3 separate regions of the Homo sapiens genome follow, and regions 2 and 3 are each linked to region 1. A link is a loop called in an ENCODE intact Hi-C map of the cell type or tissue named here. Cell type or tissue: Caco-2. All regions are shown on one strand. Each heading gives the region's core, and the rest is flanking DNA. Links, peaks and the distances in the headings are about the cores only. Region 1 has its middle 34 kb from the start of ME3. Region 2 overlaps PRSS23 (serine protease 23). Region 3 has its middle 9.8 kb from the start of PRSS23.

The links. Peaks named below come from ENCODE experiments on the same cell type or tissue, not always from the same donor. Only the 100,000 strongest peaks of a DNase experiment are listed, where the experiment ranks them.
Region 2: a loop joins it to region 1, with 4 times the contacts of the local background. A loop is called at or near these places in 2 of 110 quality-filtered maps.
Region 3: it touches region 1 in a loop (4-fold over the local background); 2 of 110 quality-filtered maps call a loop at or near these places.

What each region holds. Positions count from the first base shown.
Region 1 is chr11:86,701,473-86,712,017 of GRCh38, reverse strand. No RefSeq gene overlaps it. Among named protein-coding and RNA genes, the nearest start is that of ME3, 34 kb to the right of the region's middle. In Caco-2, for the core only: no CTCF peak of the experiment used is centred there; a DNase peak (open chromatin) is centred at 5,467.
Region 2 is chr11:86,807,983-86,818,527 of GRCh38, reverse strand. It overlaps PRSS23 (serine protease 23), which reads right to left. Exons shown (of 2, transcript NM_007173.6): 2 at 7,295-10,545. The coding sequence ends at 9,733. Among named protein-coding and RNA genes, the nearest start is that of PRSS23, 13 kb to the right of the region's middle. RefSeq lists a silencer at 1 and an enhancer at 6,403-6,989. In Caco-2, for the core only: no CTCF peak of the experiment used is centred there; a DNase peak (open chromatin) is centred at 6,317.
Region 3 is chr11:86,785,440-86,795,984 of GRCh38, reverse strand. It overlaps a transcript of PRSS23 not described here. Among named protein-coding and RNA genes, the nearest start is that of PRSS23, 9.8 kb to the left of the region's middle. In Caco-2, for the core only: no CTCF peak of the experiment used is centred there; DNase peaks (open chromatin) are centred at 4,694, 5,381 and 5,744.

The DNA of each region.
Region 1 (10,545 bases), core at 1,387-9,386:
AAGTTATTTATTTTTTGATGGAGACAGGGTTTCATCATGTTGTCCAAGCTGGTCTTGAACTCCTGGGCTCAAGTGATCTGCCCACTTTGGCCTCCCAAAGTGCTAGGACTACCAGCGTTAAGCCATGGGGCTCAGCCTGTAGAAGGTTTTTAATTATGCATTTTTTGACAGATACAGGAATATTAACAATTTTTACCCTTTCAAAAAGTATTTTTGGTAAATCATGCTTTCCAGGAAAATTTTTCATTGTCAAATTAAATGACATAAAGCTTTTGTAATATTTCTTTAATAACTGTAGGATTTGTATATATCCCTTTTTTCATTACTGAAATTGGTAATTTGTGATTTCCCTCCTCCCTCCACTTTTTTAAAAAACCAAACTAGCTAAAAGTTTAGCAATTTTATCCATCTTTTTACAGAACCAACTTTTGGCTTTTTTTTTTTTTACTTTGTTTCTACTCATATTTATCATTTCCTTTCTTCCATGTACTTTGGGTTTAATTTGCTCTTCATTTTCCATCTATTTAAGATGAAAAGTTATAGCATTGATTTTCTTCCTTCCTCTATCCCTCCTTCTTTCTCTCTCTCTCTTAAAAAAGTATTTAAACTATAAATGTCCCTCTAAGTAGTGATTAAACTGCATCTCATAAATTTGGATAGACTGCATTTTTATTATTCATTTTGAAATATTTCCAAATTTCTCATGTGATTTATCCTTTGAATCATGAGCTATTCAGAAGATTATTAATTTATTTCCAAATAATTGGAGATTTTTCTAGATATTTTAAATTGTTATTTTATTCTGTTTATTTCACTGTGGTCAGATAACTCATACTCAGTATGATTTCAGTCTTTTGAAATTTATTGAGACTTGTTTTATAGCCCAGAACATAGACTATTTTGGTGAATTTCCTGTCCTATTGAAAAGAGTGTGTACTCTGGAATTAATTGTTAGATTTACATGCATTTGTCTACTTGTCTCATCAATTACTCATAGTGGCATGTTAAAATTTCCATCTATAATTTTGGATTTGTTTATTTATCCCTTAGTTCTGTCAGTTTTAATGCATGTAGTTTGAAAATCTGTTATTAGGTGGAATCCTTTCATCCTTATTAAAAGACCTCTTTAATGTTGATATTATTCCTTATCAAGATAATTACTTTGAGATTACTATAGACACACTGAATATCTTATGATTGGTGTTTGATATGGTTTGGCTCTGTGTTCCCACCCAAATCTCATCTTGAATTGTAATTCAAATTGTAATTCCCATGTGTTGGGGGAGGGACCTCGTGGCAGGTGATTAGATCATGGCGGCAGTTCCCCATGGTGTTCTCATGATAGCAAATGAGTTCTCATGAGATCTTACGGTTTTGTGAGGGGCCTTCCCCCCCTTCGCTTGGCACTTCTCTCTCCTGCTGCCATGTGAAGAAGGACGTATTTGCTTCCTCTTCCGCCATGATTATAAGTTTCCTGAGGCCTCCCCAGCCATGCTGAACTGTGAGTCAATTATACCTCTTTCCTTTATAACTTATCCAGTCTTGGGTATTTCTTCATAGTAGCATGAAAACGAACTAATACAGTGTTTGCATGGTACATCTTTTTCCATTTTTGCTTTTAATCTGTTTGAGTCTTTATATTTAACATGAGTTCTTGTAAACTGCATGAAGTTGGACCTAGCTTCTTTTTAAATCTGGCAATCTCTTCCTTTGAATAATCTAGTTCATTTACCTTTAATGTAATTATTGCTATGGTTTGGTTGTAATATTTCTATTTGTTTTTCCTTTCCTGGGTTTTTTTTCCCTCCATTTTTATTTTGGGTTCATTCAATGTGTTTTAGTATTTCATTCTATGTATTTAATTGGATTTTAGCTATACCTTTTTGTATTTTTTTAAATGACTGCTCTAGGAACTGCAATATGCAGCATTTTGTCACTATTTGTCCTGAATTAATATTATCCCACTTCACATATTAGACACTTAACAGTATAATTTTGTTTATATCCTCTCTTGTCTTTGTACTATTGTTGTTATGTATTCTATGTCTATACATGCTTTAAATCCAATAATACTTTGTATTATTCCTCCTTAAACTGTCAAATAACTTTTAAAGAGTTTAACTAAACACTTTAAGCGATTTGTTTATCATTTCTTTGCTCTTTATTCCTTCCTGTAGATATAAATTTATGTTATTATATTCCTTCAATTTGAAGAATTTTTCTTTAGAATTTCTTATAGTGCAAGTGAAGTGTGACTAACTGTATTTATTTTATCTTCAGTTTTGCAAGACATTTTCACTGACTAAAACACAGATGCCCCTCACCTTGGAGGAGCATCTTGGAGTAACATCCTGATAAACCCACTGCAAATTTAAAATATCATTGAAAATGCATTTAAATGCACCTAATCTACCTAACATCACAGCTTAGACTAGCCTACCTTAAACATGCTCAGAACATTTACATTAGTCTACAGCTGGGAAAAATCATTCAACACAAAGCTGATTTTATAATAAGGTATCGAATAGCTCATGTAATTTATGGAATATTGTACTGAAAGTAAAAAACAGAATGGTTGTATGGGTACATTAAGTATAGTTTCTATTGAATGTGTATCACTTTTGCACCATCACAAAATTGAAAAATCCTAAATCAAACTGTCATAAGTCAAGGACTGTCTGTATTTTATAAAATTCAGCTGTCTTTTCAGTCATTCTGTCATCTTCTGACCTTCACTGTTTCTGATCTGAGTCAACTCATTCATATTATCTGTTTCCTATATATAATGTCTTTTCTCTCTCTCTCTCTCATCTTGTTATAATTTTCTGTTTATCTTTTATTTTCAGCAGTGCTTTCTTTGTATTTATCCTGCTTGAGGTTTGCTGAGCTTTCTGGGTCTATGGCTGACAAAATGTGTAAAAATTTCAGCCAGTATTTTTTAACAGCTTTATAGAGATTTAATTCATGTACTAAACAATTCACCTATTTAAAGTGTACAAGTGAATGGTTTTTAGTCTATTCACAGATTTGTACAATGATTGCCACACTTATTTTACAACATTTTCATTACTCCCAAAAGAGATCCTGTACCTATTAGCAGCCACTCCCCATTCCTCTTCTCCACATTCCAGCTGTAGGCAACAACTACTCAGTCTTTCTGTAAATTTGCCTATTCTGGACATGCCTCAGCCAATGTGCTTTTAATTAACTATCTGATTGATATTGTTTCACGTCTTACTGAGACTCTGTTTACGCCTATTCTATCTGTTTTAACTTTATTCTTCAGATTCAATTATTTCTATTGATCTAACTAAAAGTTTACTATTCATTCAGCTATTATGCTCATCCTGTGAATCTTAAAATTTGAGATAGTCCTCTTTGCAGTTACAGATTTTTTTTTTTTAGTTTCTATGTCTCTGCTGAGATTTCTATTTATTAATTATGGTAATTTTTAAGTTTCCCGAATGTATTTATAAAAACATCTTTAAAGTCCTTATTCACTTATTTCAATAGAGGAATCATCTTAGGGTGGTTTCTATTTGCTGATTCCTCAGTTTACTAGGGGTCACATTTCCCTGTTTTGTTTTGTTTTCACATGTCTAATTTTTAATATACACTGGTCATTGTGGATAATATGTCATAGAGGTTCTGGGCTTTATTATCTCTTTCCTTTTTTTTAAGGGACAAGGTCTTGCTCTGTTGCCTAGGCTGGAGTGCAGTGGCATGATTATAGCTCACTGTAGCCTCGAATTCCTGGGGTCAAGTAATCCTCCCACCTCAGCCTCCCAGGTAGCTGCGGCTACAGGTGCACACCACTACACCTGGAAAATTTTTTAATATTTTGTAGAGAAAGAGTCTATGTTACCCAAGCTGGTCTCAAACTCCTGGCCTTAATGATCTTCCTGATGCAGCCTTCCAAATCACTGGTATTATAGGTGTGAGCCACTGTGCCCAGCCTTCATTATCTCCTTCTGAAGAGTGTTTTGTTCTAGCAAAAACTTAAATTATCAGTAGTTCGCCTTGGTATTGTGAAGTTTTGGTTTTGGTCTTTCTTAGAGCATGTCCATTTCGGTTCTGCACTTAATCCTAGGTCAATTCCCTTAGTCCTAGCACATGAACTTTATTCCAAACCACTGCCTTTCTGAGATTCTGATGGACAGCCCAAGCTTTCTGCCATGCCTCTTTTTTATTATTATTATTATACTTTACGTTTTAGGGTACCTCTTTAACGTTGTGGAACTCAAACTCCAAAATCTATCTGTCTTGTGGCAGGCAGTTGCTAAAACCTCCATTTAGCCCTTTTGGCTTCCCAGCTATTATTTGCCCCCTGCACAACTTGGTGCTTTTCTCTAAACATTCATGTCAGAGGTGAGTCAAGGATTTGAGAGGATTTTATCTGGGGAGCCATTTCCATGGCTCCTTCCTTCCAGGATTTCTGACCTCAATTTCTTGCTACTCTGGAAGCCCTGAACTCTGTCATCTGATTTTTAAGGTCAATAAGACTGCCTTTCTGCTGGAGCTCTATCCTCTGAATGCTGTAGAGATAAGGGAATGTCTTCAGGTGGAATATCACTACATTTGGATCTCACCCAATGTGGTTCCTTCTTTCAAGAGTCAAACTTTCTCCAATTTATACCAGGTGTTTTTTTGTTATTGTTGTTTGTTGTTTGTTTAACTCTCTTGGACCATTAAACAGTTGTTTTAAGAAGTATTTTATCCAGTTTGTAATTGTCAAAATTATAACATCAGTGTTTTTTACAGTACAATAAAGATTTTATATTTTAAATAGCTAGCTTATCACTACTATAGAAGGACAATATCGGAAAGAAAAAAGAAAATAACTTTGATGTGAATGAATGATTTTAAATTAGAAATAACACAGCCAATAACAATATAACAACGATTATACTTTGTTAAGTATTTACTATGCCCCAGGGGCTCTGCTAAGTGCTTTATCTTTATTGGTTTATTTGCTAATCGCAACAGCCCGAAAAGTGAGTATCATCAGCCCCATTTTAGAGATGAAAAAACTGAAGCACAGAGAGATTCCAGAATTTTCCCAGGAATCACAGCAAGTAAGCTGCAGAACCAGGAGCCTAGCTTGCATGGTGACAGCAGAAGTTCCATGAGCTTTGATGAGCATTTTAACTTTGGGATTGGTAAGGCTTACTTATTATGGTTATTTTGGAAAAGTATTTTACTCCAGCATCTCAGGGTTTCTTGCTGCCCTCTAAGAGAAGACAATGTTGCAAATCCAAGAGATGTTCTTATTCTGGCTCTGGGCCATAAGAATTGCTGTATTTTCTGAGCACAGAAAATATGAGCTTCTACAGCCCAGAGGCTAAGGGCTTATATCTTTTTCTAGTTTCCAAAAAGTTCTGAAGGCTAGAATGTAAACAGTCCTTCAGGATGAAACAAAGCAGGGCAAATATATCCGCAGGCATACACAGGCTAAAAAGTTTGCTCAATACACAGAGCTCTAATGGCAAACACAGCAAAGCAAACACGACAATGAGAAGGGGAAAGAAGATGAGACTGAAGAAAGTCTGCTGATCAGACCCAGGAGTTTATCAGCCTGAACATCTGGTTCCCTGGAGAAGTATAGGGAGGAAACTGGGAGACCTATATCTGCCTCCTTCAAACACTTGAACTAATTTTGACACAGCCTATAATTGGGCCAGTGAAAGCCATTTGGAGAGGGCTTTGTGCATATCACAATTTGGCATCTAAGATGAAAATATCTTGAATGTTGTCATTCATCCCAGCTGGGTTAAAAACAAAAAGACAAATATCAAATTAAGGCACTCCTAAATGTCAGGTCAACAGGCAATGCTCAAGTGGCCTGCGCTGGACTAAGGAAAACTCAGCCTAATGCAATCTGGACTTATAACAATTTGGGACCACTTGGCCCAGGGGAACTCCGTGGTACCAGCTATTAAAGGTACTTTCTTAGGTAAAGATTGCCTCCAATAGGGGCTCTATTAGGAGGAGGGACTTCTCCTCCTGTTTACCCACATACACTACCCCCTGATCTTCTCATCCATGCAAACTAATAAATCTTATAATACACAGGTGGCTTTTTCAGTGGGTCGTTGATTAATTGGTACTGAAATCTTGAGTGTTGCCAATTGATTGTTAAGAGAGAGGGTCTTTAATCCTCTTGGTTTTCCACTTACTAAAATGGAAAATGGCATCATTCAGGGATTGGTCAAATACATTTGTCGGCAAGACTGGAAAATAACCATCAGATGAATGGTCAGTAGTACAAAAAGGCTAATTCTATAGGGTACAAAGAGATGTGGTGAAGATCAATGTACAAAGCACTGTGTCTCACAGCTCTACCTGCCCATTGGTCTGCCTTGAGAAGTAATGAATCTCCGGGAGAAGAGGAGAAACATGTTGCAGAGGGAGCCAAGCATCTGATAAGTGTGTCAGCTAATTGATTTTCAGGTGCCCTGCCAGCTCTGAGATCCAGTTTTTCTAAATTGTTCTGAAACATTTCTTGAGCTTTCTCTATGTTCCAAGCACAATGCTAGGTGTTGGGGGCATACAATTGAAGACAAAGTGGCTCCAAAAGCATGCAGGATGCCTGGGGAGACAGACACATAGATCATTTCCATTGGGCTTGTCGGTGCTGGACCAGGGTTTTTTGCAGGACACTATGGGAACACAATATAGGGGGCAGCTTAGCCCAGGCTTAGGTACTGGCAAGGGAAGGGGTGGAGAAATGATTCCTGTGAATAATGTCTAAGCTGAGTCTGGAAAAGTTAATAGGAGTGGGCTAAGTGGAGATGGGGACAATCTGGAAATGAAGCTGGGGTGAAAAGTTGGGACAGGTAAGACACAAGTATACATGACATAGACATTATTATCTGCATGCACAGATGACAAAAGTGATGCTTGAACAGGTTGAATTAAATGCCTATAATTTGAAGTCAAACAGTCCTGAATTCCAGTCTCAGGTCTGCAACTTTCTTATTGAGGCAACAACTAGCAAATTATTTACTTCTCTGAGTCCCAATTTCCTCATCTACACACTAGAGCAAATGAAACTGCCCACCTAATAAGGTTATTGTAAGGATCACATGAGGGATCATATGAGGCAGTGTATGCAAAGCACTCAAAGCCTTAAGTGTCTGTCTCAGCACACTGTAAGCACTCAATAACTATGGAAATTAACTTTTAAAAATCTCCGTTCAAGATTACACAGAAAATGACACCGTGTGGATCTGAACTTATCTGTAGTAAACACCCAGCACCAACAGTGGAATAATCTGCTCTGGGTGGCAGCAAGGAGAGGTGCAGGGTCGGTAGAGAATTTCAAAAGAATAAAACTGAATAAATGTTGGTCTGCATTTTATTATTGTCGAGCCTAGAGAATTCCAAACAATGTCAGTGATAAGATACTCTGCCCCCAAATATCTTTTGTTGGTCTAAAAATTTCTAAACAATCGCTATGTTGTTACTGTTGGGTTTTAATAATATATTGAAAGCCACAGTGGCCTCTGACAGGTTATAAACCAGAGAGGGTTCCCTGGATCACATTCAGCTGAGCATAGTTTTCACATTTGAAAGTGTGATGTTTCCTTTATTCCCTCCTGATTCCCATAGGGCCTCAACAGTCTCCATATCTGTTTTCTTTTTTCCTAGAAAAAAAAAAAACTGACATCCCAACCGGTGGATTTAGCTGTTTGGGTTAAATTGTGCCCATCTGAAGCCTCACGGAATTGCAACGATGTCACCCTGAGATGGGCAACATCTTCGTGCTTAGTGACCGTGGACAGCTTTGGATGTTGGAGCTCTCCAGAGTAGAGAGCTCTAGATGAGGAACTAAAATAGGGGATGCGGAAAGAGGACAGAGGCAAGGTTTAGAATGAGGAAGCTGGTCATCTGAGGGTGTGAGTGGAGAAGATGATCCAAGTGGGGAGAGAGAGTGAGCCCAGAAAAGGGAGACGGCTGATAGGGTGGGGTCAGAAGGAAGCATCAACAATGAAGTTCTTCCACTTCAAGTTTTCCCCAAGGCAAAGGGGTATACATTTGTTTTTAGTGTTCTGCTGGGTTGGAGGAATTCAAAAGACAAAAATAAAAGTCCCCAAAGCCTTGGAACTAATTACAGCAGATGATGGGCACTCTTGTAAACACAGGAGAAGAGGGGACAGTGATCTTTTGAAAAGAGCATTCGAATAAAGTAGCCAAAAAACTGATAGGAACAAGATTATGGTATTTAGGCACAGAGATCCTACAAACCCTCGTTATCGAAAGCATATATGTGTGCCTAATCATCTAAGTAATTGGATTTTAGGAGTTGATGGAAGATTAGATGAAAGATCATTGCAGATTTTACAGACATGGTCTACAAAATGGCAGGGTACTCCTGTGATGGTCAATGCCACCAGCTCTTCACTATTTCTTGACATAAAAATATAAATCAATTAGTTAATCAATCACCTTGTATTTGTTGGGCATTTACTTTGCTTCAGGTACTTTACTAAACCCTGAGGCTACAGTTATCAACACAATCCCTATTGTCACCAAGATTAGAGTCTAGCAGTGGTGAAAGACCTTAAACAAACTATTATATATACAATAATAAATTAAATGACTTCAAGTAGGTAAAGTGCTGTGAAGGAAAAGTACAGGGCGCTAAGGGAGTGTATGATGGAGTGAGGTCAAAGAGGCTTTACCCAACCACCCTGTGATTAGATATAATGGATTGGAATAATTCAACCATAGCAAATCTTAATGGCAAAGCAAGAGTAACATGAGCCTCAGAGTAATCTGGTGGGATCATATGCGCCAAAACAAAACCCCTGACATTTGCCAAGGGCGACTCCGGGAAGTTCTTTAACACATTCAGACTAAGATAGATTTAGGAGTTATCTATACTCACCTAACTTCATCTTGTACAATGCAACATACCTGGATAAAAAATAGATATCCAAATTACACACAGGCAATTATATACAATGGGAGCAACAAGCATGGTGGAAAAGCCAACACTGGACAAAATAAGTGAGTACTAGATACATTGGTGCTAGCCTAGAGGCCCTAGGACTAGCCAAATGAACTTACGTGAAAAAAAAAGACACAGTGAAGAAAAAGACTTAGTAGGCAGACTCACAAATTCAGAAAAAGACTTACTGGAAGGGATGTTATTCCAGAAGCAGGGGAAAGGATGCCAAACAGCCTGGATCAACAATTGAGCATTTGAAAATTGGATACAACAAACTCAACAAATAATTAAGCAATATGCTAGTGATTTTTTTCTCTTTAGCCATGGGTCAAAGGCTGTACCAGGGAGCCAAACCCCCACAAATCATCTGCAGAGCAGCAGCAAAAAAAGGGCCCTGCTGAGGTAGGAGGCAGGGCTCCCTTCTGGACAAGATTGAAGACTTAGGAAACAGGGAAGAGGGGAAAGCACCTCTCTGTAAGACACACCCACCAGTGACAGTTTACCATTGCCATAGCAGCACCCAGAAGTTACCACCCCTTTCCATGGCAATGATCTGGAAGTTACCACCCTTTTTATAGAAACTTCTGAATAACTCGTCCCTTAATTTGCATGTAGTTAAAAGTGGGTATAAACGTGATTGCAGAACTGCCCCTGAGCTGCTACTCTCAACACACTGCTTGTGGGGTAGCCCTGCTCTGCAGGCGCAGTCATGGAGCTGTATCACTGTTGCCTCAGTAAAGCTGGTTTTTTCCTCCACCTGCTCACTCTTGAATTTCTTCCTGAGTAAAACCAAGAATCTTCCCAAGCAGAGCCCCAGTTTTGGGACTTGCCTGACCTGCAATATTGCCACCTTAGGAGAGCCTTTTAACGTGGCTATTTATTAAGCTCTTTCTGAATGAGCAACCCTGTGCTAAAAGCTTTATATACAGTATTCCATTTAAAGCCTATAACAAATATTTTCTGGTGGCAGAGCCGGTAGATATACAACACAACAAATTACAGTCATGACACCATGATTGAACTCAATGAGTAAGTACATTCCAAAAATAGAACTATAAATTTCAACTTTATGAAGACAAACATTTTTCCATTAGAAAACTTCTATGTGAATTTTAGTTGGAAAAATCTAATCGTGCTGCTGATTTGTAGTTTCATCCACAATGCTAGAGTTTGCTTAAGTGTTCCCTAAGGCAATGGAACAAAGAGATATGCATTTAAAGCCTTCAGTGAAATAATTAATTGCTGCTCTGAAGATACACCAATGTTATTTCATGATTTTTGGCCTTCTTCCTCTTTGCATGTAAGGATAGACAAGGACCGCATGTCTTTCTTTTTCAATTATTTGGAGGTGAAAAGAAGTATTTTTTTGGCTCAATATGCTATACCACTGAAAAACTGATCCTTATTTCACACATCACAGTAATGTTTGTGAGAATTGGGTGAGCAGTATTTTTACCCAAGAACTTTCTTTTGTGTCTTGTGTATAGTAACATCGTTATAAGGAAAGAATAGCCTTGCTTTGCCAGCTTATGTCTCATGACAGGACAAGGGCATCTCTGTTGCAGGCTTTTGATGTTCTAGAATGATGTAGG
Region 2 (10,545 bases), core at 2,396-10,395, 110 kb before region 1:
TCAAAATTTTGATTTATTTTTTCAAGTTACGTGTTGATTTAGAAAGGAAAGGTCTTTCTAAATGGTCGGAAACACTTACTAAATACAAATTGATCAGAATCATGTTATAAGGAAAAACAATGGTTGAAACAATAGTGTGTCTTAAAAATTTAGATTCCCACCCCAGGCACTCGAGAAACTTCTGAATGTTGGCCATTCAAAATAGATTTCAATTAATGATACATATGATGTGGCACAGCATAAAGGAAATCTGAAAATATTTGGTTAGCATGTATAAATGAATCAAATCACACATGATTTGTTTTATACTTGTACTGATGATACAAAGTTTTTAGGTATGTAATACAGCTTTGCAGATATGTGCACATATTTTTTTCTGGTGTATCTTCTCTGCAGGTAATTTGGTATGTGCTAATCAGTTGCTAACAAGGATCAAATCAACGATTAAGCCTCTTCATCAAGGATCAAACAACTCTTGTTCTGAATTTGCCTTCCCTGAGGCTCCTGACTCCCAATCTGGAGGCATGGTTAGTTGCTCCACTCACGGTAGTCTTATGGCACCTTGCTATTAGTAGAATAAGAGCATGAACTCCCAAGGCAGACTGCTAAGATATGAATCCCATTTCTAGCTGTGTGTTTTTGGCAAGTTACCTTGCTTCAATTAGCCCCTCTCTGACATGGATACAAAATCAATGCCTACTTCATAGGTTTGTAGTGGGAAGTGAATTAATTAATATATGTAAATCATTCATAAAAGTGTCTGGCACATTACAGGTACTCAATACATGCTTGTTGGTTTCATAAATGAATGATCTGATACTTGCCTGAACACAACGTAAATTCATTACAAGAACAAATTCATGAAGAAACTGCAGGATTCTTGGATGGATTTTCACTGGCTATAAAAAGTCAACTGGCCAGTGGCAAACAGGAGAGCTGAATAGTGATACTCTTGAAAAGAAACTCTAATTGGTGTTCAGGTCCACCAGACAAGGCTCTTTGTCTTACTTCTAGAATACGGTGACAATCCATGAGCCAGAAATAGAGGTATTTCAATAAAAGTATAGAGTTTTGTCTCAAAAATGCCAGCCAGCCATTTAGAAAAGTTCTATCTGCAGTCACAGAATTGCTCACTTTGTTTTTTGTCTTTTCAACCATAGCTATCTAAAGAGTTTAAAAATAGCCACATCATTAACTTAATTCTCTGGACAGATTGACACATTTCAAAAGAAAGAGTTTTTAAAACAGTATCTAAAAGGAACACCATATAAAAAGTTATAGGAAGTTCCAGAGTCAGGAAAAACATGATCCAAAATATACTATACATGAAATAGAAAGCATGAGGGAAACAGAAGCCCACAGTTAGAAGGCAATAAAAAAAATCACAAAAAAAGGCTTTCTTGCCCCTCAAAAACCATATTTTCAAGCAAAAATAGGCCATTTGAAAAAATATAGAATGGAAATAAATCTGATCGCAACTATAAATGTCCAGAGTTTTAGACTCAAGCATGATCATGTTTTATTCTTTCACAAAAGTGGGTCTTATAAATAATTAGATTTTCAAGTTAAACTTTTTCTGCAGATGAATCTTCATAGGATTTTACAATTTTCAAGACCTCAGACAAAGTGAAGAGAATTTGGGACACTAAACAGCTTGAAGAACAAAACAAAGCATAAAGAGGCTGATCGGTAAAGATATAATGAAGGAATTGAATGAATTCTTCCTGATATTATGTTATACTCAACCAACACATCTTTTCTGTGAAAGTAGAAAGACAAAGTGGTGGCATTTCTATTCCAACGCTGTGTTCAGCTGGTCTGGAAATCATCCTGGAGTAGTAAAACCTGTCACTTTAAAAAAACAGTGTCCTTATGTCCCAGAATGCCTTATCCACAGAGGATATTAGTCATGCTGGGGGCTATGTTAGTTTACCAAACATGGCATTTTCCATCAGGGAACTGGGGGTGGAGCAAGTTTTAATAAATCCAAGAAAGGAAATGTAATAATCAGGCAGGACGGTAACTCAAAGACTTATTAAAATGTAGGGGAAGCACTCAACTCATTCAATTTACAAAGTGGCAATTCCATTGTACTGAGGCCAAGATATTTTGTGGAGAGGGTAGTTACTGAGCCTCATCACTCTGGGAGGTAGAGCAAGAGTCATGACTACAGTGACCTCAAAAGGAGAAGACGCATGAACACCCTGAGCACAGGGATGTATCTCAGTCATCTCTGCAGCCCCAGCGTGAACACAGTGACTGGCACCGAGGTGGGCTTGAGGACATTTGCTGAATGAATAACTGAATGATTGACTAATTGAAGAGATGGAGGAAGGGCAACCTAGCTGGAGGGTAGGAGAGCTTGAGCAATGACAGAAGGTTGAAAACACGGATGTGTTTGGTACAACTTGGCTAGACGACAGGTTATGTGACTCTGGGAAGCAATGGGGGATAAATCTGATCACTATATTGGATTGGTCATGGATTCATGGCTAAGAAAACTAAACTTCTCTAGTAACCAGCATCTAGTCAATAGGAAACATAGGGGAGGGGCCTGATCAGGTCTTTGCTTCAGAACATGTCTTGGGCAGGTGTGGGCGAGCTGGGAGGCTCAGAATCCAGTTTGGAATCTGCTGTCATAGTTAAAGGAGAAACAACAAGGTGAAATCAGGGCAGTGGCAGGGGAGCTGGAGAGGAGGTGATGGATAGCACAGAACTCTAGCTTGTTGCCTGTGAGATGTGGGAGAGGATCTATGTCATGACAGGCTAAGTCATGACAGACAGACAGACACTCACTTTCTCACAAATATTTCCTGTGCTAGACCATGGGATAGATAAGGGAAGACACAGAAGAACAGAACTCAGCCCCTGCTCTTGCAAGGCTCATAGTCTTGTAGAAGAGGCAGACACATAAATAACAACAGCAATGTAACACATGCTAGAATAGAACAGAATACATACAAAACACCACAAGAGTTTTATTCTGGGATGTGTTTGGACCCAAGAAATATCCAAGCTCACATAACCCTAAGTCATCATGTTCTGGGTTATATAAACCATCTGGGATCATTCGTTCAATCAGCCATTTGAATAACATTATTTATTGAGAACCTACATGCCAGGCACTGTTCTAATTGTGGGGACACAACAGATAAAAACCTCTGTCCTCATGAAATTACATTCTAGTGGCAGAGGACAAATACATAAATATAACAGTGTTAGTGATAAGTGCAGAGCAGGACAATAAAACAGGGAAGGGCAATAAGAACTCCCCGAGGAAGGGGCTGAGGGGCATTGAATTTCAGAGAAGATGGCCAGGGAAGGCCATCCTGAGAAGACATCTCATTGGATGGCAAGAACTGGCTGCTGTTCCCACGGCTGCTGCTTGGATTCTAGCCCCTTGTTCTGTTTATTTCATTTCCTGAGACTCTCCTCATTCTCTCCAAGGCAAACACTTCAGTCTTTCTTCACTGGATTGGAACTTGACGCTTCTCAAAGCTGTTCTTGCTCTTTATGGAAGACAGGGCCTTAGTCCTTTTAATAGCCCGAAGACAAGGGGCAGTGATAAATCAAGACTAAGAGAGCACAGTATTTTTACACACTTGATACACACATAGACAAATACCACAGTGAAGAGTCACCCTGCACTTTCTGCCTCTCAGAAAACATTGGTCCAGGCAGGAGGGGATGGCAGAGGGCCTCCCTGAGCCCATGTCTGCACCACCCCATTGATGCCTGGGTTCTTGCTCTTCTTGTGGGCAGAGCTGTCCCAAGTGTCCCTGGAGGATTCAGTTAATCAATCCCTCATTCACAGGCATGATAAGCATACCTGGTGCACAGTGCCCCATGCTTGCATGGTGGGTGCACAGAGACACACAAGGCAAGGTTCTGCTTGTCATGAAAACAGCTGAGGCTTGGAGGACTAGACAGACTCCTCTCTGGTCTCCTGCCTTCCACCCCGTCTTTCCCACCATAGCCAGAGGGACATTTCTAAACATAACCTGAAGCACAATCTGATCTTGTCCCACCCTTTGTCTCTCACTTCCTCAACCTGGCTTCCAACTTTTTTCTCTTGCTTTCTTTGAGGCCACATTTTCCTTGTTGTCCTTAACCTTATTGGTGGCTTCTTACCAGCTTCCTTACTGCCTCCTCCTCCTCCTCCTCTTCCTCCTTCTCTTCTACTGAACCCAACATCTAAATGTTGGTGGACTGGGACTCTGTCCTCAGCCCTCTTCTCTTCTCAAGCCTCATTCTCTCCCCAGATGATATTATTTCTCTGTGGTTTAAATATCATCTACAAGTGCATTTGAGATATTTCTACTGAGCTTCACAATCAGAGATCCTATAGTTCATTTGACATTGGCATTTGGGTGTCCGCTAGACAGTTGAAACCTAACATGACTGACACAGGAATTCTCGGTTTTCATTTCCACAGCAGAATCTAATTCTCTTCCTTTAGTCTTTCCCATCTCAGCAAATGGCACCTGGAATCTCTGTGGATGCTCAGGCCCCAAGCCAAGCAGTCATTCTTGATTCCTCCTTTACCACACCTATTCATGTTGGCTCTACTTTCAAATATATACTCTTCCAGATATGACCACTATTCAATATCCTCTACTTCCAAAGTCAAAGTCACTGCCATTTCTTACCTGGATTACTAGTTTTCCCATTGCCACTGCCTAAAATCCATTCTCCATTTAGCATCCAAAGAGATATTGTCAAATATGAATGAGTTTCAGGGCTGCATTTTGATTTTTGTGGGCCCTAAGCACTTTTGCCTTCATAAGTCTCCTTCTCCATTAAAAAATATTAAAAATTATATTTTATGGCTGTTAATATAAATATATTAACATTATATTAACACATTTTATTAGGCTTAAAAATTAACTTTCTTCTTCTGATTTTAAAATAAATATTTCTGTGTGATCTCTGAAACTGCTGTGGGCCCTAGACACTGTGCCTACTGTCCCTTCATGGATAAGTCGGTCCTGATTAGGCCCCACCAGGGCTCCTACTTAAAGTCCTTTGACTGTATCCCCCAGCAAGTAAGATGAATTAAAAAGACCTTGACAGAATCCTTAATTTCTATATGAGCTGGCTGGAATCTATCTTTTTGAACTCTTCCCCATCTGTCTCTTAAACAGAACAAATTTGATACTGCCAGGGGCCCTTGCACTTCAGTTTGTTGAGGCTCAAACATATTCCCTCCCAAATTCTCAATAAGCCACTAACACACAGGTATAGCAAGCCTATGAGTTTCTTGTGGGTTATGCAAATAGGAAACAAGATGACTGGGCTTGAAGCATCTTGCTGGCTGTGTACTTGAGACAGCTATCTGTTAGATAAAGGTGCGCAGGAGACAGAGGGTTATATCACCATAGTTAAGGGCTAAGGAGGGTAGAAGAGCTGGTGTTATCTGAGAAGCAGCAAGCAATGAAGAGAGAACATCACTGCAATGAGTCAGATAAATATGCCTGTCTCCTTTCTCTCTTCCTCAGCTTCAAATGAGCCCACTGAGAAGCTGGAACCCAGAAGAGGGAGGATCTTTAAATCATATAGGAGGGTTTAAATTTTAAACCACAATGCATTGGGATTTATTTGCCATAAGGAACTAGACAACTGTGGAATCAGTCTGCCCAACTCCAAGGCCATCATCTTCCCATACCAGGCTGCTATCTCAGCTCTCAATCCTGTTTACCCTTTCTTTTTTCTTTTTCTTTTTCTTTTTTTTTTTTTTTTTGAGACAGAGTCTCACTCTGTTGCCTAGGCTGGAGTGCAGTGGCATAATTTTGGCTCATTGCAATCTCCGACTCCTAGTTTCAAGCGATTCTCCTGCCTTAGCTTCCCTAGCAGCTGGGATTACAGGCATGCGCCACCATGCCCGGCCAATTTTTGTATTTTTAGTAGTGACGGGGTTTCAGCATGTTAGCAGGGCTGGTCTGGAGCTCCTCACCTCAAGTGATCCACCTGCCTCAGCCTCCCAAAGTGCTAGGATTACAGACATGAGCCACCATGCCCGGCCAACCCCTGTTTACTCTTGTTCTGGAAGCTGGTTTATTTCCTCCTCCGGGGGGAACCCCAGACTAAAAACAGATGTGTTGTTGATCGCCCAGAAATGGCCTCATGTCTGCCATGTATGTACGATGACCCCACCCCATCAAAAGGATTTTTAAATGCCCTTCCCCTATTGGAGGCCCTCAGAATGCTGAGCCAGGCAAAGAAGGTATCACAGGAATCACAATGGAAGCCCAGAGAGGAGAAACGCAGGGAGCTGCAGCCCCACCTTTGTTCCTAGATTAGCAAGGATGGCTGCCAGTCTGCACGCTATACAGAGCTTTGAAAGGTTAATAATTAAGTGACCAAACATGCTTGTTGGCCAAGACATACCTGGCTTACACCTGCTGCCCCAGCTTCATTAGTCATAGCATTCTCAAAAGAATCCCATTCTGAATGATAAATGAAATGGCTGCCTTATCAAACATCCATAGAAATCAATGGTCAGAGGCAACTTCAAGGCATACCTGAGCTGGTTCATGACAAGAACAAAGAAAAAGTGCAGACATGAACAGCAGCAGAACCCAGGCAAAGTAAGAAGGAAGCCCTCAGTGAGTGTTGGGGATCACTGTCAGAATTCCTCTGGACTCACTGGATGGCTGCCATTTACCCTTCAGTTAGCAGACAGCAGCCTAGAGTCATCATTCCAGGGCAGGCTTAGTCATTCTTAACAAGTTCTGCATTAAAGACCTCCTGTGGGGTTTGTTAGAGAAAGAGTGATTCCTTGAATACATGATCCAGGCATCACCAGGTACTTCCCATCTCCCCAAGCAGGTAGACTGAGCTACACAAAGAACAGGGAATTGGGAGCATGACCTTGGTATTTCAATCCCTTTTTGGTCCAAAAACAGTAAAAAGAAAGATTACACATACAACTCTGCTCCTATTTCTTTACCCCTTTAAGGCTATTTTCCCACCTTTTAAAAACACTATCTCCTTTTCAAAATTCAAAATTTGGAGTAAAGTCTATGTAAAACATGTGTCCCCAGTTCTGCCACAAACTTCTGATTCTCAGCGACAGATAATTTTCAAATTTATTACTTCTAATTTCACGCTGTGAAGATTTCCAAATCCTGGTTATAGGGTCTGGTTAAACCCTAAAGGCACAGACACCTGACCCCACTCGGACTCATCATTCTTTCTACATTACCACCTCAACCAAAAGGCTGTTACAGAGATCCCCAGAATGTATTTAGTAGAACACCAGATTGCTTATAGGCATTATATGAGAAAACAAGGGTTTTGTGATCAAAGATGTTTATTTAAATGCAGATTTTACAACCTCAACTTGTCCCTTTACAACAGGTCTTCCCAGAGCTTTTAATGTGCAGACAGGCATGTGAACCTCTGATAAAGAGAGGGAAAATGGAGAGGCATCTTCCTCTGACTTAATACAACCCTTTTTACTTTTGGTAGAAAATCATAAGGCATGAGTGTTTAAGGAGCACACTTTGGGAAATGTGGTTCTACTAGCCTTACTAGGCAAATATGCTTCTAATATGTATAACTAACACATGTAAAGCACTAATTATATTAATAATGCCATGAGTCCTTTTTTCTTTTTCTGTCTACTTCTATGATAGTTTAATACCATGCTTTCTTTTATTATCACTAAAAAGATGGACATGTTGAATTATTTTATAATTTTCTTTTACAGTTCTGTGAGTTAAGCTGTATATAGCATATGGGTGTATCATTCTTTAGTAAATTACATCTACTTGTGAACTAAACATTGATTTCATTTTGACTTTGTGCCATTGTCTAACTTTGCAAAAAATCAAAATCAAGGAATCAAGGTGCTTCACAAAAGGAACATCTATTTTTTTAAAAAAATCCATTCTGGTCTTGGTGTTCAGTGAACTTTTTTTCACCAAGCTAAAGCAAAAACAAACAAAACCCCCAAATACCAGACATAGAAATGGAGACCTCCCTTCTTCCTCAGGCTAGATTCCTGTTAGATTCCAAAGAAAATTGTGCTGGAACTCAGAATTTTCCTGGCGGCTCTGCATCTCCTTGCTATGCATAGTATTTCTCATATGATTTGAAGAAAGCACTGTGGTTGTACGTTTCTTGAGTGCCTTATCAGAATTATCCTTCCAAAAAGCTCAAGAAAGACAAGCAGAAAATCCCCCAGAGAATGTCTAAGTGACAGTGCTCCATCTGAATATCCTTACAAATTGCTACAATGCAGGTTTACCTGGGGTGCAAGCACAGCAAACACGTGCTTGTAGTCCATTTGATTTTTTCTCCGATACATTTAGAAAGAAGTGCTTAGGCCGAGAGCCATAAAATAAAAACATACAATAAGTCCAAGTCTTTTCTGTATATGCTGTGATTTGATAATCATATTGATAAAACATGTGTAAAGGCCTTTATTGGAAGGCATGATTCTGATCCATTTTGCATTCTTCCAATTTTCATTTTTGCTATTATACCTAATTGTTTATCTATAACCTAGAGCATTCCAGCAAAAGCGGCCCTTTTAAAGCTAGAGGGAAAAAGGCCACACTGGTTTTCTTAAAGTAACTTCCAAGTATTTTCACTATAAATGAGAGAGAAAAGTTTCCAAATTGAAGAAGTACATAGCTCCCAGAAAGCACACTGAAAACTATGCAGAATAATTTTTGATCAGGCTGGAGGACTGTGCCAGGCTCCAAACAAGTGGTTATTCTGTTGTGACATCTGCCAGGCAATGCTTCCATTGTTCTCTGGAATTTAATTCATTTTAAATTACTCCATCCAAATGATAAAACATGAGATGTGCTATAATCCAGGGGTAAAATGCTATGATTGTTTTTAGTGTGGCCACAACTGTTTGCTGGGAGGAAATACAGCCTGTTCTAATTAAGCCCTGATTATTGTCTTCTGAAAAATAGCTAGTTCCAGAAATGTGAGTGAAATCCTGTTAAATGGAAGGGTTGGGATAAACACTCTTGGCCACTCTGGTATGACTTTAAAGTTGGGAGGGCCATATGCAAAGACTTCCTACAAAGTAGAGCAACAACCTTTGGAAAAGAAACTATTTTTGGAACTAAAAGCAGCTTGGGATACTGGTTTACTATAAGGTATAGTTTAATATGTGTATCAGTATAGTCAACACATCATTTTACTGTTCAAAGACTACCATGCAAATGCCTCCAAATCCAAAATATTCTGCCTAACAAATGCTGTCAAAGTTCCTAAATGGGAACACTGCCTTATGGAAGCATTAAAGATCAGGCACTGAATTAAAAAAACAAAAAAACCCACCACCAAGATGAATCTCAGAAGAAAACACACATGCACACATATAAGAATTCATATCTCTTGTATGCCAAATATTTAATATAAATCTTTGAAACAAGTTCAGATGAAATAAAAATCAAAGTTTGCAAAAACGTGAAGATTAACTTAATTGTCAAATATTCCTCATTGCCCCAAATCAGTATTTTTTTTATTTCTATGCAAAAGTATGCCTTCAAACTGCTTAAATGATATATGATATGATACACAAACCAGTTTTCAAATAGTAAAGCCAGTCATCTTGCAATTGTAAGAAATAGGTAAAAGATTATAAGACACCTTACACACACACACACACACACACACACGTGTGCACGCCAATGACAAAAAACAATTTGGCCTCTCCTAAAATAAGAACATGAAGACCCTTAATTGCTGCCAGGAGGGAACACTGTGTCACCCCTCCCTACAATCCAGGTAGTTTCCTTTAATCCAATAGCAAATCTGGGCATATTTGAGAGGAGTGATTCTGACAGCCACGTTGAAATCCTGTGGGGAACCATTCATGTCCACCCACTGGTGCCCTGAAAAAATGCCAATAATTTTTCGCTCCCACTTCTGCTGCTGTCTCTTCCACATCCTCACATAGACCCCAGACCCGCTGGCCCCTGGCTGGGCATCGCATTGCTGGTAGAGCAAGTCATAGGTCTCGTCTTTGACGTCACAGAAGCGATACACCAAATTGCCTGGTCGGTCATTGTCATAACCAGAGAAGTGAATTCTGCCCCCTGGCAGCTGCTTAGCAGGAGGGCTCACCCCAATCTTCATAAATTTTCTCTTGTGGGGCTTTTTGAGTTCCAGGAGGGCATAATCATAATCCATGCCGATGTCATTGGCATTGCCCTTGATCCAACCCTTGGGCACATGGGTGCGTTTCACCCGGATCCACTGAAATTTCATCTGCTCGGGCATGGCTGAAGTGGAGTCGTTGGCCCCTCGACCACCATCTTTAAACTTGGGCTTTAGGAAGCCCACTCGAAGCTTCTGGGTTCCTTTCACATAGGTTTTTCCATCGTGTATGCAGTGGGCAGCTGTGAGGACATGCTTCTCTGCCACCAGGGTGCCGGTGCAGCCCGTGGATAACTTCACTGATGTTGAGAAAGGGTAGTTGAGCAGGAAGTCCTTCCCAAAAATGCTGAACCTGCTGTCATAGCCATAAATCTGCCGCTTCCTTCGAGACTTTCCTGAAGACCCTGAGTCTCGGTGTTG
Region 3 (10,545 bases), core at 1,538-9,537, 84 kb before region 1:
ATGACCAGCACTAACTCTAAACTCAACCTCAACTCAACTAAATTTTAGTGCTTATTTTTTATGAGACCAAGATCCATATGTAGCCTCAACAATTTAAGTCAGTTTGAAAGTTATCAAAAAGGATTATGTCTAAGGAGATAAATGGGCATATTTCAAAATCATTTCCATATGGTTTCATATTTCTTTGATAATAATAAAGTGTTACGTGGATCTTGTAGTTTACTCAGTAAGTGGGGGTTTTCAGCTCTGTGTAGTGAGTGAAAAGAGAATTGGAATGAAAGTCAACACAGGGTGGGGCATTCTAAATGTGTCTTAGCCATAGAGGTGCTGTGTGACCTTGGGTAAATCACCACACTCATTGGCCTTGATTTCTTGTCTGTTAGTAGAGAACCTAGATAACCTGCTGTTACAGTCTTTGAGCTTATGACATAGTAATCCTTACGGGAAGATGATCCACATCATTTTTTAATTTTGGGGCACCCACGGTGCCTACCATGGGATCCCGGAGTAGCAAAGGATGTGAAATTCTGTGGTCAGACTGACTTGGATTCAACTTAGAATTCATTTATTCGTTGGGTGAATGTGGGCAAGTTACGTGACCTTCTGTGCCTCACTTTTCTCATCTGCACAATGAGACTGATTTAGGGGTGTTGTAAAGATTCAGTGAGATAATCAGTACAAAACCCATAGCATCGAGCTCAGCACAAAGTAAATTCTAAATTGGCAATACGTATTATTATTATAATTATTATTATCATTACTATCACTGCTGCTATTGTTACTACTGTGAATGCTCAATAAATGTTTTTGAAAATTGTTGAATGAATAAATGAATAAATCAAACTGTTATATTATCCATGCTAAAAAGTTTAATCCAGACTTTATAAGAAAAAATGTATCCCAGGACTCCCGTTGACACCCCCAAATCTTGTCTTCAGTCTGGTCTACAGGCAAGAGAGTTTTAATATTGAATTCAGGAAGAATTATAGATTCAAATGAGAGCCATGGTTGTATTTTTTGTCTCCTCCTCCAATCTCCTCTATGGTACCATCAGTTCATTCATTGAACAATTACCTATTGAACCATGAATATTACAAGGTTTATATATTTGTCAGTGTTTTTTTAGGGCAAAATCACATTTTTCTTATAATGTTTAATTTAAAATTTTCCTTGTAAAAAGTAAAACCCCCATAGTAAAATTCCTGTAATAAAAACAAATCTAACAAGATAAACCACTCAAATCTCTACAGCACTTAATACAGAAAACAAATATATTTGTATTACATTCAAAACTTTCTAAAAATTTCTATTTTTGTTAAGTATAGATTACTCATTTTAAGTCTTTGGAAACATAGGTAGTCAGGCACTCTAAATGTAAATATGTGAAGGTGTAATATATAAAAGCTTAACATACAAAATTATTGTAGGGTTAAATTGTCATATTGGTACATATGGTAGGAAAAAAAGAGCTGCACAGCAAGTAAAAGCTTTACTCTAATCCTACTTAGAATATGCCAATCTAAAATTATCAGAAAGAAAAATAGACTTGAGTACTTGCAATTTCCTGTATGCTCTGGGCACTATTGTAAACTGAAATATTGGGAACATTTTGGAATAACTATGTGTTTCTCATTTTCTCTGGTCAAATTTGAAGTCTCCAAATTTGAAGTGGCCAGCATGGGGCTTCTCTGATCTACTCTAACTTGCATACTGGATCTTATGATCAAGAACAAAAGAGAAAATGAAGATTTTATATTGGAAATTTTTTTTCTGAAATCTTTACAACTTTAAAAATCTTTTATGGAAAATTATTTTGTTTTCAATTTTTGTTTATATTTATCCATAAATGTTGGATTCTCTTTTTACTCCTTTATAAGGAGTAAGCTTTCATGTGGTTCAGTGTGGGGTCTGGATATTTGAATTTGGGTCTTTTATGAGGTTTCTCCTTTACTTTGTGGAAAATTCTATTCATCCTTCAAGCTCAAATATCAGCTGTTCTCTGAAGGCTTCCAAACCCTTCGGTGCTAGATTTGTAAGTTTAACTTATGTTTTTTAGAGGGTTGTATTAAAATTATATCTTATGTTGTAATTATATATATTTACATGTTGAAACTCAAGCAGTCCAGAGCTCCTTATGAGTAGGAAATCTGTCTTGTTTTCCTTTTTAGTCTTTATAGTTTTCTGCTATAGTCTAGCAGAGAACCTAGCTCTTTGTAAAGGCTTATTTAATGTTAATTTAATAAATGATTAAATTAATGAATAAAATTCTAATTGGTTAAAAATATTAGATCAGAAATAATTTAGCTTGCCAGCCACTAGGAACAGGACACAGTGAGTGTACATGAAATTTTACCACTGGGGCTCTCACACTCTCCAGAATGTTAATCTGAACTTCCATTTAGGGTCTGTTTACCATTGTTTCCTTACAGTTCATGTCAGATAACAAATTCAGTTTCCACTTGGCCTGCTAATTACATTTCACTACTCACGCTATGGCTACATGGTGGCATTCTAGGTGCCATTTGTCCATGATTTATGACATTTGACTGGCTTTCTGCAGAACTCTTTGCAGTATGCTCTGAATTTGGCCACTACAGGGTGTTCTGAGTTGCTCTACCATGGAGTCCCCCAGGATTAAAGAATGCTATTGGACAATATGTGTTTCCCAAATTCTATTCCCTCCCACACTTCTGGAAGAGGTCAATAAATTGCCTGTAAAAAAAGGTAGTTAAATATGGATATTACCATTTCAAATACTCTGAGAAGTCTTGCATAAAGAAATCTAGTTAAGCTCGTTTATCTCAAAGGTGCCCAATCTTATTTGACCACGGAATCCTTTTTTCAATACAGAAGTAACAGTTCACAATATAGAAGCCTTCTAAAGAACAGAATTTGAGCTCAGGAGCTCAAGACTAGCCTGGGCAACATGGTGAAATCCCATCTCTACAAAAAAATACAAAAATTAGCTGAGCCTAGTGACGTGTGCTTGTAGTCCCAGCTACCTGGGGGGCTTGAGCCTGGGAGGTCAAGGTTGCAGTGAGCTGTGACTGTACCACTGCATTTCAGCCTGGGTGACAAAGTGAGACCCTGTCTCAAAAAAAGAATGGAGTTTGAAAAACGTCATCCGTAAGTTTACCCCACTTCTACAATTGAACCACTTCTGTTCCCAAGATGTGCTCTGTGCTTTTTTTTTGCCTTGCTGTCTTTGTTCATATCTGAAACTCTTTCATATCCATCTGTCTACATTCTGTCCATTTTTCAAAGGCCTAACACAATGTTACATCTTCTACAAAGTATTTTTGTTGGCCTTTGATTTCCCATAACACTTTCTGTAACTTTCTCATAGCTCTTGTAATTTTATTCGTTTTATTTTCAGCTTATGTTTCTCCTCCCCTACTGTTGAATACCATGAGTTTGCATCTCTGGCCTGCACCTTTTTTGGCTGGGTGTGTTATTCAGGGTCTTGGCAATAGCACATTGGTTCAAATGATGATACTTTAATGAAGTGGCTACTTATGGAGGTGAAGACAGGGTAGAGGGAACAAACAAGCCAGAGAGGCATCCAGGGTCTAGCAGCAGTGGGAAGCCATCACTCATCTGGGCAGGAGGCAGAAAGGAGAAAATGCTGTCCCAGAGCCCAGTGAGCATGAGCACCTTGGAGGGAAGCCTGCTTCCAATTGCCGAGTAGTCCATGGAGAGTTGCAGCTGCTGCAAGAAATGGCTCCCCAAGGACGGAGGAAGTTGGAAAGAAGCACCCTGACCTCTTCTCTTCCTACTCTGATCTCCCGAGGCCTACCAAAGTCAGCTCACAAGGGAGTCAGGTTGTGCTGTCTGTAAGGACCAGCCTTCTGAGCACAGTGCAGGGTAGTGAAGGGTGGAGAACTCATGGGAGAGAGGCAGACAGAAAATAATCAGCACATTGGGAAAGCCTGCTTCAAAATAGGGGTAGTGACCAGTACCCTCCTCACAGGGCTGTAAGGAGATTATAGGGATTTCATTAGAAAATGTATCCAAATATTAACATATCGCACAGAGCCTGATTCTCAAATTATTTTAGCTAGTCATAAGAACCCTGTGAATAGCTACTGGTATAAAAGCTCATTGAAGAAGATGTCATGCATTGCTTATTTTTCAGCTCTTACACATGGCAGCATAGGCCCTCTGAGCAGTAGGACCATGAATGGATGCCATCAGGTGTGCCACGGGGAGCCACCTTGAACAGAGGTCACAGGGAAGCTAGTTTGGCTGTTTTGACTAAAATCATCAGTCAGTCTGACCTTGGAAAACAGACAGCAGTGAGCTGACTTTAAGACTTATTTTTAACTTTCAGCAGATTGTTCTGGCACTTCTTCCCCACAGTCTAGGCCTCTAGGTTTTCCTTTGTCTCTTTGTGGAGGTGAGAGCTGCTGAAAAACAAGTGAGCTTGTGAAAAGTGCCTCACAGCCATCACTGGAAATGGCACCAATTTGTCACATTTGAAAGCCAGCTAGAGGTGGCTGGCCCAGGGGTTCAGCAGGAGGATTTGTACTTACAGAAGCAAATTGCTTCCTCCTTTTTCAGAAGAGTAACCTGTTTTATTTCAAACACAGGATCACCTGGCTCCTTCTGCCCTCCGCACACAGATTAGGGAAACCACAAGAATAATCATCCATGTGTTCTTTTCACTTCAAAGCCCTGCAGAATGCCACAAGGGCTGGTTCTCCCACCTGAAACAAGAGAGGCCCTTCCAGGGCTGTGCTGGTTTAAGAAAGCCCTTTCCTGGGAACTGGGGGAGTGAGGTGGGACTTACCAGATGAAGGCAAATCTGTGTCAGACAAGGAAGCCACACAGGTACCCTCCACTGCAGCTCTGCGCCTGTGCTCCTGGAGGAAGGGTGAGTTTGCAGGGTGACAGCTCTGTGGAACCTGTCACACTGACAGAGGCAATGAAGGTCACACTGGGATGAGATTCCAGTACTGACACCAGCAGCTGCAGGTAGGGACTTCCTTCAAGGAGGAGTGACTTTTTTATCCGGGTTTCCGGCAGACTAAATTTAGTGGGAAAAAGCCCCTTGATCCTGTGGGATCTGTAAGTAGTTGCTCACATTGTTGTCCCTGCCCCTGGGAAATCAAGACATAAACCCAAACTGTTAATAAATGGCTCTGATGTCACTACACCCACAAGCCTCACACTTTCTTAGTGGGCCAATCTTGAGTCCTCTGGCTTTTCCTGGAGCACACAGATATTTAGTCTCTACTCAAGGCTGGCAGAGGTGCTGTTTGGGGAATTGTGTGCAGTCAGGGTGAGGATAGACTCTCCAGACAAGAAGTGGGTCCATTCCATCAAACAGCAGGGTGATAGGTAATACAGTGGTTTGAGGATCATGCTGCCAATAAAAATGGGCTCTTCCCAGCAATGTGACACCACTCCAAGATGACATGACAATTTTTCTTGTAATGTGAAAATGAAAAAGTCACTTGGCTACAATCCAGGAAGACCCAGGAAGTCTAAACTACCTAAACTACCATGACCTCACAGTTGTATAAATAGCATTTTGGAAAATGAGGTTATCCAAGCTATTTGCTCTTTCAGGACAAGAGATAGCAATCTCTCTCTCCCTCTCTCAGTGTAATAAAATTGAACTCTTAAATCCTTAAAAACCTTCCTGCAGGAAAACTTAAAACAAATACATGACAAGCCTTTGATTTCTTAGCCTAGCTTTGAAGGGTTGATTGCTGACTTCAAGGCAAATTCCAGTCTTGGTAGCAGTCCCCCAACCCCAACTACAATCTGTAATTTTATTATCAACTCTTTCATCCTCTGCCCAACGATCTCCAAGCTTCAGGGAAATGAAGTTCACTCAGAGATTGGGTATTCTTGATCTAAGCATGATAGGTGTCAACCTTTGCATTTATTCTGATCCCTACCTGACAAGAAAAGAAAGGATGAGTTAGCTATAAAATGGTTTTGTGTAAAGTTGTAGTTTTAAATAGTATAGGTTGGTGCAAAAGTTACTGCGATTTTTGCATTGTTGAAATTTGCCATTTGATACTGGAATACATTATTAAATGTTATGTTATATATCACTTTAATGTACATTTCTCACTTTATGTTTTTTGCTAATGACTTCTTACTTGCTGTTTATTTTCGACTATAAAAATGATGTTAGACAAAAAGCAAATTTGAGCAATTTTCTTATTCGAGTTCAAAATGGGTCGTAAAGCAGCAGAGACAATTTGCAACATCAACAACACATTTGGCTCAGGAACTGCTAACGAAGGTACAGTGCAGTGGTGGTTCAAGAAGTTTTGCAAAGGAGGGGAGAGCCTTGAAGATAAGGAGCATAGTGACTGGCCGTCGGAAGTTGACAACAACCGAGAGCAGTCATTGAAGCTGAACCTCTTAAAACAACACGAGAAGTTGCTGAAAAACTCAACATCTACCATTCTATGGTTGTTTGGCATTTGAAGCAAATTGGAGAGGTGAAAAAGCTCAATAAGTACCCACTCATAGGTGCCTCATGAGCTGAGAAAAAAAAATGTCGTTTTGAAGCGTCATCTTATTCTATGCAACAACAACAAACCATTTCTTGATTGGATTGTGATGTGCGACAAAAGTGGATTTCATATGACAACTGATGATGACCAGCTCAGTGGTTGGAACTAGATTCTTCTCACTCCAAAGCACTTCCCAAAGCCAAACTTGCACCAAAAAAGGTCATGGTCACTGTTTGGTGGTCTGCTGCCAGTCTGATCCACTACAACTTGCTGAATCCCGGTGAAGCCATTACATCTGAGAAGTATGCTCAGCAAATTGATGAGATGTGTCAAAAACTGAAAGGTCTACGGTCGCATCGGTCAACAGAAAGGGGCCCAGTTCTTCTCCACAACAACGCCCGAATGCACATTGCACAACCAATGCTTCCATAAGTTGAGCAAACTGGGTTACGAAGTTTTGCCTCATCCGCCATATTCACCTGACTTCTCACCAACCGACTACCACTTCTTCAAGGATCTCGACAGCCTTTTGCAGGAAAAACGCTTCCTCAGCCAGCAGGATGCAGAAAATGCTCTCCAATGTTCATCAAATCCTGAAGCACAGATTTTTACGCTATAGGAATAAACAAACTTATTACTTGTTGGCAAAAATGCGTTAACTGTAATGGTTCCTATTTTGATTAATAAAGATGTGTTTGAGCTTAGCGATAATAATTTAAAATTCACAGTCCGAAACCGCAAATACTTTTGCACCAAATTACTTTTGCACTTTTAAAAAAGTACCTATGGCACTGATATAGTTGGAGTCCATCTTAATAATAATGATCATTTATAATCATTATAATAATAGCATCATGTGCTAGATACTGTGCTAGATACTTCCCACTACTTGCATTTGACCGGATAACCCTGAGCAGTAGTAGCTCGAATCCCTCTTTTTACTGGCAAGAACCTGAGGCTCCAAACAGTTAAGTAACATTCTCTGTTCAGAGTGTTGGAGAGAGGATGAAAACCCAGGACTCTCTATCCCAAATTCTCTTATAAGGTTTCCTATGTTGTTTCTGTTAAGATGCTTTTACATGCAAGTAATGGAAAATCCCAATTCACTCTAGCTTAAAAAATAATAAGGAAATGAAAAATCATACATATCAAGAAGTTCAAGGTCAGGGTGGCTGCAGGTGAGGGGCACTCAAGGCTCCCTCTCTGCTTCTCTTGGTGCCCCCTCTTCTGCATTGGCTCAGCCCTCAGGCTTGCGACAAGATGGAGAAACAAGCAAACATCATGTATAATTATATCCAGGAGACAATCAAAAGGGGGCTTTTCTTATGTGTCTTAGGAGCAACAAATTTATACCACTCCCCACACCTGTCCTCGTATTGCAATGGCTGGAATTCAATAGTCATAATACATCCTTTGCTAAACCTATTACTGGAAAGGGAATGAAGTTACCTCAGTTAGTCTAAGGTAGGTGGTGTGGAATAATTGGAAGAGGTCTGGACTAGGGTTCAGAGATCTTGGGTTTTAGTCCTAGTTCTGTCATCTACTTAGTTATGGAAACTTGCTAATTGGGTAGCCTCTTTTAGACCTTACCTTTTCCTTATTGGTAAAACAGGGCCAACAATTCCCACCCTACTGATCTCACCAGGTTGTTGTGAAACAGGAATGAAGTCATGTCTGTAGAAACACTTTGTAAAGTGTAACACACTACTTAAATGCATGTTATTGCTTCTATTAACATGATTCAAAGAGAGCTGTTGATCATGAGACACTTTCAATTAAACTCATCTGTGGTACTTAATCTCATCAAGATGATAGTTTAGAATTTGTATGAGTTTTGTCAAAGATTTACCTAAATTTTACTTTTGTGCTGGCAGATTAATAGTGTAAAATAGGGGGAAAGTATGAAATTTAGTATTTAGAAAGCCAATTTTCAAGCGTCCGGATGAACTTCAACAGGAAATCTATATATAAATTAGGATAGGTCAATAAGATTGGTTATTTATAAGTTAAAGTAGTCATCAAAAAGTAAGTTTTCTAAGAAGCTATTATACACCTTTCTCATCCCTTCATTTATACCAATTCAGTAAACATGTATGGAATATTACCATGGGAGGAGGTGATGGGGTACACAAAAAATTAAATCTGAAACAGACCCTGCTGAAAGGACAGTGACTATCTAATAGTTAAAAATTCTAGAAAGCAGACTAGATAAAGCAGCTATAATAAAACGTAGGAAGATAAGAGGAAGTAATAGCTCAGTAATGAAGGGACAAAGGGCTGTAACTGCTCAGAGGGTGGAGACAGTTTTCAGCTGTGGTGTTAGGGAAGGCTTCATGGACAAGGTGTCACTTGAATTAGAAGCTGTCAGATTTGGATATGGAAATAGCAAGTTCATCTGTTCACGTATATCAAACTTGCTTCAAAAATTTGAATACCCAACTGGAAAGCATAATCCTTGAGTATAAATTACATGAGAGATGCAGCAAAATATAAAAGTTGGAAAGGTAAAGATTGCAGGTAGAATATAGAAGGGCTGAAATATCATACTCAGGAATTTGAACTTTATTCAGTAGGCAATGGAAGTCAGCAAAAGCTTTTGGGCAGTGTGCCTTCATAATATCTGTGCTTTATAAGGATTAATCGGGCAGCTTCTGGAAAGGTAAGTGCAAGGGGAGAAAGTGAAGGCTGAGAGACAAACTAAGAGTTTGCACATTCAAGCAAGAGTTCATGAGAACCCAAACTAGATTATGGACATTGAGATGGAGATGACATAATGGATATGTGATATTCTGGAGGGAGAAACCTTAGGTCTTGGTAATTTATATAAAAAAGAGTTGGGGAAATGGGGGAATCAGGGACCTTTCGTTAGGAAGTGATAAAAAAAAAGTCACCCAAACTTGACTTGCCTAAATAGAGAAGTAAATTAGGCTGGGCACAGTGGCTCACGCCTGTAATCCCAGCATTTTGGGAGGCCAAGGCGGGCAGATATTTTGAGGTCAGGAGTTTGAGACCAGCCTAGCCAACATGTTGAAACTCCATCTCTACTAAAAATACAAAAATTAGCCAGGCGTGGTGGTGCATGTCTGTAATCCCAGCTACTAGGGGAAGCTGAGGCAGGAGAATTGCTTGAACCCAGGAGGTGGAGATTGCAGTGAGTTGAGATTGCACCTTTGCACTCCAGCCTGGGCGACAGAGGGAGACTCCATCAAAAAAAAAAAAAAAAAAAAAAAAAAAAAGTAAATTTACCTATTAACTTAATTGAAAAGTCCCCAAAATAGGTCTAGCCTTGGAACTGTTGAACTACAGGGCTCAAGAAACATCATCAGGATTTGGGCTTCTCTACCACTCAGTTTTTCTTCTGTGCTGGTTTCACTTTAAGGTAATCTGCAGATGCTTTTAACTTATATTTTCCCAGAATTAAAACCAGCAGAAAAGAGAGTTTGTCTCCCTCATCAGTTCCAACAACTATCCTGACCCCGATTCCCATTGGCCAGGCAGGGTCACCTGCACATTCCTGAAGTAATCTCTCTGGCTACGAGAGATCATTGCTGATTGGCTTGGACTCATATCTGGTCTTTCTTATTCTTATTTTAATAATTTGCCCATGAAGACAGCCTAAGTATAGGCCACTATAAAATGCTGCCCTATGACCAAGATCAGATCTCATTCTGATGAATTCTTCCTAACCAAAAGACATGATTCGGAACAGTGACAGCTTCTTTTCATTCCATCAACTGCAATATTTTTTAAGGCATTTCTTAAGGGCCTGGCACATGGCTAACCTCATAAAATGAATAAAACCAAAACTATTTCTAGGGCCGTATTCAAACTGGAGAGTACAAACCTACATAAATGCTAAAAAGATTTCAAGTCTGGGAAAAGGGTACAGATTATCTGAGGGGTGACAAAGGAGTAACTATTAACCTAAGCCTTGAAGCAGCTTTACATCAAAACAATCTAGGCAGGGCACGGTGATGCATACCTGTAGTCCCAGCTACTCAGGAGGCCAAGTTGGGAGAATTATTTGAGCCCAGCAGTTTGCAGCTTCTGCAGCATAGTGAGACTCCAT